Linked DNA regions of Homo sapiens: region 1 is linked to region 2. The links are chromatin contacts, found by Hi-C or POLR2A ChIA-PET in ENCODE. All regions are on one chromosome and are shown on one strand. The core of a region is the stretch at or near the end of the contact, and the rest is flanking DNA. Distances in the headings are between cores, read along the strand shown. Region 1 overlaps LINC02641 (long intergenic non-protein coding RNA 2641). Region 2 holds the start of LINC02641 (long intergenic non-protein coding RNA 2641).

The links. A loop is a pair of places that touch in the nucleus more often than their neighbours do. ChIA-PET counts read pairs that join two places held with the same protein, here RNA polymerase II (POLR2A). Pooled maps may share reads with other maps.
Region 1: a pooled map of posterior vena cava shows a loop between it and region 2 (3-fold over the local background). The contact joins the enhancer-like site here to the promoter of LINC02641 in region 2. A Hi-C loop is called at or near these places in 1 of 168 maps with a recorded cell type or tissue (sigmoid colon), 7 of 37 single-sample maps with no recorded cell type and 5 of 50 pooled maps. POLR2A ChIA-PET finds 5 or more read pairs at or near these places in 3 of 52 experiments (GM12878, WTC11 and activated T-cell).

Annotation. Positions count from the first base shown.
Region 1 is chr10:123,396,974-123,401,832 of GRCh38, forward strand. All of the region lies in intron 6 of LINC02641 (long intergenic non-protein coding RNA 2641), which reads left to right. Among named protein-coding and RNA genes, the nearest start is that of LINC02641, 51 kb to the left of the region's middle. RefSeq lists an enhancer at 1,112-1,421. Within about 2 kb of position 1,343, at least 2 of the 41 ENCODE cell types and tissues checked have a DNase peak (open chromatin) inside an H3K27ac peak, as active enhancers do; they include GM12878, where a contact is called at or near this core.
Region 2 is chr10:123,345,863-123,350,474 of GRCh38, forward strand. It overlaps LINC02641 (long intergenic non-protein coding RNA 2641), which reads left to right and starts at 2,061. Exons shown (of 12, transcript XR_007062326.1): 1 at 2,061-4,612.

The sequences.
Region 1 (4,859 bases), core at 93-2,592, 50 kb after region 2:
ATGAAAGTAGGAAGGGAGAGGACAATTTCCTCCTGGCAGCTGGGTTCTGTTTGGTTTCTGGGAGGCCTGGCAGACAGGAGACCTGGAGTCCTGGCCTGGTTTTACTTCAACTCAATGGAGTGACCTTGGGCTAGTCCCCTTCTCCTTCTGACTGTGGTTTTGTGAAGATGCATCCATGGCTCACGTATGTGCAGGGCTCCAATGACAGCCCCTGCAGTCCAGGGCCAGGGAGCTAAGGTGCCCTTTGTCTGTGTGTTTTCCCTGTAGGGAGTGCCCCAGGATAAGCTGGTGAGATGGCAGGGTGGCACCTGAGTGGGCTTGGGCACCAGGCTGTCATGGCTGAGGACATCTGAAGGCAAAATTGCCTGGGGACAAGCAGCTTTGGGTGTCCCATCCAAGGTGCAGTGCAGGTCCACAGAGAGGAGGCACATCTTGAAGCCAGAGAGTGGCCCCCTCCACAACAGGAAAGGGCAAAGCAAGGACAAGGGGAAAGTGTCCTGGCAAAAAAACAAAAACAAAAACAAAACAAAAAAAACACACAACCCAAAACTGGAAATTCTCTTTCTCTTTCAGTTGAACCTCTTGGCTGGGCCAGTACCCGAAAAGCCACACCGAATAATCTTGGGGAATAGCTGTGCGACCATCCTTTCCCAGCATGCTCAGGATTCTGCAAATGTCCTCTGCCTTCTCTAAGGCCCCCATCTCCCTTTCAGGGTTCTGTAGCGTGTGTTCAACTTCTGGCCTGTGTCTTTCACTGTGTCGGGGTATTTTTAGGGGGATAGAATAGGGTGAGAAGCAACAGGAACTATCATGACTGGGGGGAATAGGCAGGCCCAGTATTAACGTGGCGTGTGTGTGTGTGTGTGTGTGTGTGTGTGTGTGTGTGTGTGTGTATTTGTGTGAATGTGTGCATGTGTGTGTTTGTGTTTGTGCATAGCACCTCAAGTGTAGGCATCTTTATTCCCAAGACAGCCCTTGCCAAAGACAGGGTCAAGTCACATGCTCTTAGACCTGATAATTCTGCTTATGTGATTTTCACTTCAAATGATTTCCTGTTAGGCATAAAGGTTTCTACTAAAGAAAAATTTAAGGTCCTCACACAAGCCACTTCTGCTCCTCCACTTCTTAAAGAACCAAGTTAGATTTTAGTGCATTCAGCATGGGGCAAAACAGTGTCTATTAATTAGACTTTCATTTCTATTGACAATGGGGCCTACAGGCCTTGCACTGAGGTGGACACAGACCTTTTGTGGTGCCCTGTTGATCCTGGTTCTGCTCGTGGAAAATTAGGCCTGATTGCCCTATGAAGGCCCCTTCTCTAGTTTCCCTCTCTCACCTGCTAAGTCTCCATTCTTCCTCTAACTGCTTTAAATAGGTCAGCTGAGTTTCATTCTTACAGTCATCAGGCCTTTGGTGAAGGCATCTGTGCTCTTGCTGAAGTCTGCAACATTTCCCAACATGCAGGCCAAGGGCCCTTCTCTTTCGGTCTGACCACTTGTCTGTTCATGCATGCATGCTTTCATTCATTCAGAAAATGTGTCAAGAAAAGAGCACATGATTTGGAGGCAGACGTAATTCAGTGGTGTGCCGGAGTGGGATATTTCCAGCTTGCAAAAGCGGATTGCTAAATTTGTAAGTGTTTTGCAGCTGGTTTTTAAACATATATTAAAAATGAAATTGTAGAAAATTGCAATTAAATAAATTATATCAAAAACAGAAAATAAATACTCAAAACTCATCATTTTCTAATTATTTTATAACATTGTATTACCATCTGTATCAGAGGTTTCCAAAGTTTTTCTATGAAAGTGCAGATAGTAAGTATTTTAGGCTTTCTTGTCTCTGACACACTATTCAGGTCTGCTGTTTTAAGGTAAAAGGAGCCACAGACAATGCATCAAAGAATGGGCATGGCTGTACTCCTGTAAAACTATTTATAAACATGTAGCACTAGATTTGGCCCATAGCCCAGGTCAAGTTTGCCAACTCTTGATCTATGCTTTTGAGGTTATTTATGTCTGTAATATCCTTCTGGTGGAAATACTGTATAATGGTTGCTCCCCAACTCTGCCTTCCATGAGCTCATGCTGGCAGCTTGGAATCAGCCATGGTGGGAGTATTTACACCACAGAAATTGGCAAACACTAACAATCAGTTCTCTTTTCCCAGAGAACTGGCTAAACATTCACGGGGACACCACTGGGTGCGTCTGAGTCTTGACTCCGTGTTATATTAGCTCTGTGGCCTTAGGCACATGATTTACTTTCTGAGCTTTAGTTACCTTCAATAAAGGCAGAGACTGTGCCTATCCCAGAGCACTGGCAGGGGCTGAAGTGACACAATGTGACCTAACGCGTGTAAAGCACACAGCCATGGGGCCTGGTTTAAGGGGGATTCACAGTTGAGACAAGAACTGGCTCTGGCCTCAGGAATTCTCAGGGTCCCGGAGGGAGAAGGTATAGCTCAACCATAGAACGTAAAAGAAAGAATCATAACCTGCAGTGGAAAGATCTGATCAGCCACTCTCCAACCTGGGGACTTCTGACAGCTGATTCTTGGGCCTCAGAGCTATGGTTTCAATCTCAACCACGACCCTCCAGGCAAGCCCTCTGCAACCCAGCTCCTGCCTCCACTTCCCACTGCTGACCCGACCACACACCCCGAGACCCTTCGCCCTTCCTGATGCACAGTCACGCCCTACAGTCCTTGTTCCCACTACCCCCCTCTTCCTGCGCCTCCCGTCCCTGCCCTTGTCTCTGGACTCAGCTCACAGGCAGCCTCCCTCCGTAGCTTCTCAGCCACTCCCAGATAGATCTCCCCATCTACAGGCTTCTATATCCTTGAGAGGGGATTCCAGCTCTTCCCCGTGGCCTGTGAGGCCCTGCACGCTCTGGACCCCTAGGAATGAATCATGTTTGGTATTTTCTATATTTTATGATGCTTTGACATCTTGGGGACCTTACTGGCCAGAAAGCAAATTGCCTGCAAGCCCACCACCACTCACATGTAACCAACCAGTCCAGGGCCCATTCTCCACTCACCTTCTCTATCTCACTCACACACTAACCAATATTTCCCCTGCCCTAAACCACCCCTGAACCAGATACCGAGCATCTAGAGACCACCCCAGAGTCCAGAGGTCCCCCAACACGATTCAGACTAGCTGGTCCTGGGCTGTTTCCTCTGCCTGGCCTGGCCTTTCCTGAGGAAACCACAATGAGGGCTCTGCTGGCCTAGGCTTCTGCCTCACTCTTTGTGTCTTGGCCCTGTCCAGTCCTTCACCTCGTGGTTCTCTCTCTTGTCACTCAATTGCCTCTATAAATTAAATCTGGGGTACAATCCTGAGACACCCTCCATCATCTCCCCAGCCTCCTCTCCTAACCTGCCCCCTGCACTTCATTCCAGATGCACTGGTGGCATGCCACCCCTCAGGCGTGCTGCACTTGGGCCTGCCCCAGGGCCCTTGCACTTGCCTTTCCCTCTGCCTGCACTGCTCCACCCCCAGGTATTCTCACAACTCAGCCCCTCACTATGGAAAGACTTTGTCTTGTCGGTGCTTTGTCAGAAGACAGCCCATGTTCTCTAATAAAAAACCCATTCTACTACCACACTCACCTGGCACTCCCTATTCGATAACCTGCTTTGTTTCTCAATCTCCTACCAACACCTGGCATCAGACACATTTGTTTATTTCTGCCCCTTCTTCTTGAGTACAAGCCCCATGAAGGCAGGAATAGGCTTGTTGAGCTCACGGCTGCATCCCTAGGACTTAGAGCCATGCCCAGGGTGGAGTAGGGGCTCAGGGAGTATTTGGTGCCTCCACTGGGGAGGGGAAGGCACCTCTGCACACCTTCAAGCCAGTACTGATCACCTGCTCTCAGTCATGGTTTGTTGGTGCCCCCTCTGGGGCAGGGACTGGGCCCCTTTGTCTGGGCATCTCCCTGGCACAGTCAGGTGAGTAGGGAGGCCCAGCTTGGGTTTGTGGACTTCTTGGTGTCTCCATATCAGGAGAGGGCTCAGAGCAGGGAGTGGACATTTACAAGTATGGGAATGAGGGAGGTTTCTTGGAGGGAGGGGTGTGGGATTGGGCAGGAAGAGAAGGAAAGGGAGGTACATGGATTTGCAGGCACCAGGTGTGCAGGGTGGAGAGAGCACTGTGGGCACAGTCGCTGAGGTAGGCAGGGGCTCTGGACCAACTGCTGCCCCATTTCCAGCCTCAGTTTCCACTCCAGGCCTTGGACAGTCTGCTCCCCGCATAGGTGTGCTCCCTCCTGCCTCAGGACCTTGGCACATGCAGCTGCCTCCTGTAAAACATCCTTCTTGCCCCCGACTCCACCCCCAGTAGCATTGCCCTCTTCATGCATCCTTCTACTCTCAGCTCAAAGGTCAGAGAAGCTTGCTTTACCCTCCCAGACCCCGTCAGGGCCCTCTCCCACCTCCTCCCGCAATACTGCATTTTTCCTTGGTTAGGGATGGAGTATTACAGTTGGAGGTGAGTACTTCCAGTAGGATTTGAGCTAACATTGCTCTCCCTCCCTGAATGGAAGTGCAGGGAGCACAGGGGCCATGTCTAATTTGCTCAGAGTAAAATCTCCAGCTCCTAGCACACGCCTGGCACATGACAGGCCTCGGCATGCAGGGGTTGGCTGAGTGAGTTCCAGCCTGGGAGTCGCCTGAATGCACTGGGGTGTCACAGGAGACCAGGCAGACAAAGCTGGTGGGACTTCCTGGAAGGATTTGAGGCACAGCCACAGAGCCCCTCCTGCCAAATGCCCCAGATCAGGCAGCACGTGAGTTTATAGGGGTCCTCTATACAGGGGTGGCATGGGTCCCCACACCTCCTTTTCATCAGCTCTATC
Region 2 (4,612 bases), core at 811-3,310:
GATGATGGATGTAGGGTTTTAATAGGGGAGAATGATGACCGGCAAGCTACAGAGAGGCGGGTATCTTCAGGCCAACCCTCCCTGAAATGACAACATATGATGATTTTTTTTTCCTTCCATGTGTAGGCCTTGAATATTCAAATCAATTAAACAATTAATTCTCACCCTGCAAACTTGCACGTCAAGCCTCAGCCTGTGGCCAATTTATTTGGTTGAATTATAACCCCCCTGAAAAGCAGCGGTTCCTAATGGAAAAGCTGACGGAGTCTTAAGTACACGTGGTGAGTGGAGCTGCTATAATTAACTCTGCTTTGAAACCCACCCCCCCATTAATATTTTACAGATTTTTAGTTAAAATAATTACATGAATTTATGAAAAATACTCAAGCACCTAAAGTACTTCTACTGTGCCCCAATTTCAGGGTTTCCCTTCCTGGCTGTCACTTGGGTATATGCGTTTCTACCCTGGTGATTATCACCCGGGTCCCAGCTGGTGGGGAAACATTTATTTCCAAAATGGAGACCTCCTTCTCCTTTCTCCTTTGTAATCTCAGTAATAGGGACTGCATGTCCACAACTGGCCTTCTGGTTAACATGGACGGTTCTTTTCTTTTTCTCTTCTGTTTCCCCTTTCTCTGTCTCCCCTCCTTATCTTCTCCTGGGATAATGCTCCCCAGACAAAGCCCCTTCCTTGGAAGGGCCAAAGGTTCCTTCCTTGGCAAGGCAAGGCAGTCTAGTGCAGGGGTCAGCAAACTTCCCCTGTACAAAGCCAGCAAGGAAATAATTGAAGCTTTGTGGGCCCTGCAGTCTCTAAAAGCATGCTCACCTCTGCTGCCACAGCACAAAAGCAGCTGTTGAGAAAATGTCAGTGAGTGGACACAGTTGTATTCTAATAAAACTTTATTTATGGTCAGAAATGGAATGTTTACATGTCAAAGAATATTCTTCTTTTTATTTTTTTGTGACCATTCACAGATATAAAAATGATTCTTAGCCTCGCCAGCCCTTACAAAGCATGCAGCAGGCTGGGTTTGGCCCCTGGGACTGTTAGTTTGGCAACCCCTGGTGCAGTTGATTGATTAAGAACAGAGCTCTTTGTCTGGAGTCAGATTTGGTGGGTTTCTGTTCTGACTCTTGCAACTTTCTATCCATGTGACTGGACCAGTGATTGATCTTTTCTGAGCCTCAGCCTCCCCGTGTCTAACAGGGTGATGATGACAGTGGTACTCGCCTCCCAGTCTGGCTGTGATGACTTACGAAAAGCATGCAGCACAGTGCCGGGCACACCAGAAAGTAACAATGTAAGTGCTCACTGAGGGGATATCTCTCCTTGGTTCTGGCGTTAACTTGCTGTGTGATGTTGGACAAGTAACTTGACATTTCCAGACCTAGATCCCTGAATTATTAGAAGAGACAAAAGACAAAAACCCTCCAAAAACCCAGGCTTGATCTAGAATACGCAGGGGCCGCATCTGGCCCAAGGGGACCTGATTTCCCCTAGGATGAGTATCTCATTAATTGGCCTCAGGATGGTGGGACCTGGAGGGCTTTTGCTTCCTGGTATGTTCCAGTTCTGCAATTGTTGATGGAATATGCCCTGAACGTAGGCTCTCGAGACAAGCTGTTATCTCATTACTCCCTGGGAGGAAGAACTCCCTGTCCTTTCGTTTTGGGGACTGGCCCCCCTTGGTGAGGACTTCTAGTGCTGCAGGTATCTGGTGGCCCATTTACTGTCCTCACCAGCCCTGTGTGGAGGCTGCTTCAGCTTCATGTTGTGCACAAGAAAATAAACTCAGAGAGATGAAGACTGACCCCAAAACACTAGTTGATTTGAACCAAGGTAATCTTGACTCCGAAACCCAAACTTCAGTCATTCTCTTTATGATTGTTGCCCTGTCTATATAGCATCTGTTCTATTGCCTACTAAATATTTTAAAATGAACTCACTATTTGTATTACTTTTAAATGGCAAAAACCACAATTACTTTTGCACCAACCTAAATACTTAGATTCCTTTTAAAAAGATTTCCTTTAAAATCAAATTTATTTTGAACTATGAATTTGATGTGCTATTTATATTTTTACTGATAAATATCAAAACAAAGTAAAAAGGAGATCGTTATGTGCACTCTCGGATATCATCTTAAAAGCCGGTGAGTCATCAATGTTGCTCTTCAGAGACACTGCTCTGTGCTTTGTCCCAGCTAAATGTGGCTGGAGGCTTGGCATCAGGTGGGTCCTTTGGACAGTCAAGCCCTTCCTGTGGGCTTGGGGACCATTTCCAGTTTCCATTTGTCTCTGTGCTGGGAGTAACCACTTGTTAAAAGACTCCCTCCCATCTCCTCCCCAGCTTGCCCCAAAGTCAGCTTCCACGGCTGCTAGATCAGCTCCCTAGTCACCAGGCTGACTCTAGAGCTGGTCTTAGTATCCTTCCTGCCACCCCCGCCACCTTGCCATTTGCCACTCCATACAGGGATGCTCTTGACTTCTGAGTGCCTAGGTAAATGTTCATTTTCTTTTGGTCCCGCCTGTGCAACAGTGCTGTGGGAAGATTTCCAGCCCCACAGAGACCTGTGATCTTATCCAGCCTGGGCCTCTGGCTGGCCATATGATCTCACTCACACAAGCCTCAGTCTGCTTACCTGAAAATGGGGGTACTAATGCAATCTGTCTGCAAGAGGTATCATGAGGAGATACAAGAGGAAGGCTCGAAGTAAGAGGAGGAGCCCCAGGAAGGAGGAGAGGCTGTGGAGGCAGACCTGGGGTCCAACTGCTGCTCCACCACCTCCTGGCTATGGAATTGGATCTGTGGTGATGTTGATGACAGTCTTAGGATGGAATTATGAATTTCCACCCACCTTCTTTGTCTGCTTCCTCCCATCATGGCACTTCTTTGTCTAAACATGGCTTCCCTTTGAACACATCCACAAATCGGCCTTTCCCTGACCTCTGGAAACATCCAAGCACCAAGGCTTAGCCACCAGGGCTGCATGCCTGTCCCCGCCTGTCTGAGAAAGCAGGCGGGGCCTCCCTCTGCTGTCTCAGATGGGCCAGGCCCCAGCCCAGCGCTACCATTGACTCGTACTTGAATCCAACTCATCTTGATTTTATGAGAACCATCCCTGAAAATCCTCATGTTCAATAGACGACACCAGGGAACCGTGGAGCAGGCCTGTCATTTGAATAATCAGCCATTTAGTGACATGTCTAGCCTGGTTTAATGACTGAATCAGTGAAAGTATGACCCCGAGTGCCGGTTAACTTTTAAAATAGCTGTGCCCACTGCATGACACAGCCAACAGGAAACCATTAAGGCCCTAGCAATTACCACTTCCATCCATCGGCAAAGTCCCTATTTTATTTTAATCTGCGTAAGTGCATTTTCTGCACGAGGTTAAAATATAAATCCCTTCTCCTGAACAAGACTGGTTTTCTGGCTGACTTGAGAGCACAATTTACAACTGATTTAATTTGTTCTTCACAAACATTCCTAATGACATTACCCCGGTGCATATACAGACTGCCTCCTCTTATTCCATTAACTCCCAAATCGGGTTTAAAGACCATATTGATGCTAGATGTTATTATGGGTGATTATCAAAACAACAGACAATGCGGCAAAGTGTTTACTAACTGGTTTATATATAATTTCTGTAATAACGACAACAGATGGTAATGCTACAAACACTAAATCACGCTTTTCGCCGCTGAAACAAATTGGCAGCCTGCAGTACAGAAATGGTGTACGTAGCTATATACAGATGCTTCAGTCATCAGCTATAGTGTTCATCTTATTAGGAAATGGGTCTGTTACTGCTATTACAGGTAATCTTTCCATTTACAATTACAAATGTATATTTTCAATGAAAATGGTTTTCCGCAGCTAAGCTGCCTGTAGGATATTTCCCCTCTAATTACTGCCCCAGTGAATGTGCGCCCAGGCCATGCCATGCACAGGGTTATGTTTGTCCTAGTTAATGATGGCGGCTGCATTTTAGTTGCTCTGAGATGGGTCCTCTCCAAGACCCTCCACCTCTCGCCGGCAAGACCACAATACAGCCCCAGGCAGTGGGTTCATTAGGACTTTAGAAGCAGAGTATGAACAGGATAAGAAGCAGCTGAACGTGAGAGGGCTCTTCCTTGAGCCTGTCTCCAGTGATTCTCCAATCCCCTGCCCCTGTCATTGATAAGCTCCACCTGGCCTTTTGAAAATGCTAAGCCAACATCCAAAGGGCCTTTGGAGGAAGGGGCTTGCCCATGTCATGCAGCGGCAGGGCCAGGACACTGACGCTGGCCCCCAATGGGGAATTCAAAGTTTCTTTTGTCCCACTGCGAACTCTTTCCCATCCCAGGCACTATGGATGCTACCCCAGGGGACCCAAGTCTGACTCAGTGGCCTGAGTCTCAATGGCTGCATCGTGAGTGCCACATGTGGATTCTGTCATGAAATTCAGCAGAAACTCCATAAAGTGGACACCATTGTTAACCCACCTTGTGGAGGAGGAACCCGTGAGCCAGCACAGAGGACCCACTTGCCTGTGATCTTGTGGCTTGGAGGCAGTAGGACAGGGATTTGAACTCAAGCTGTCAACTGAATCCAAAGCCTGTGGGC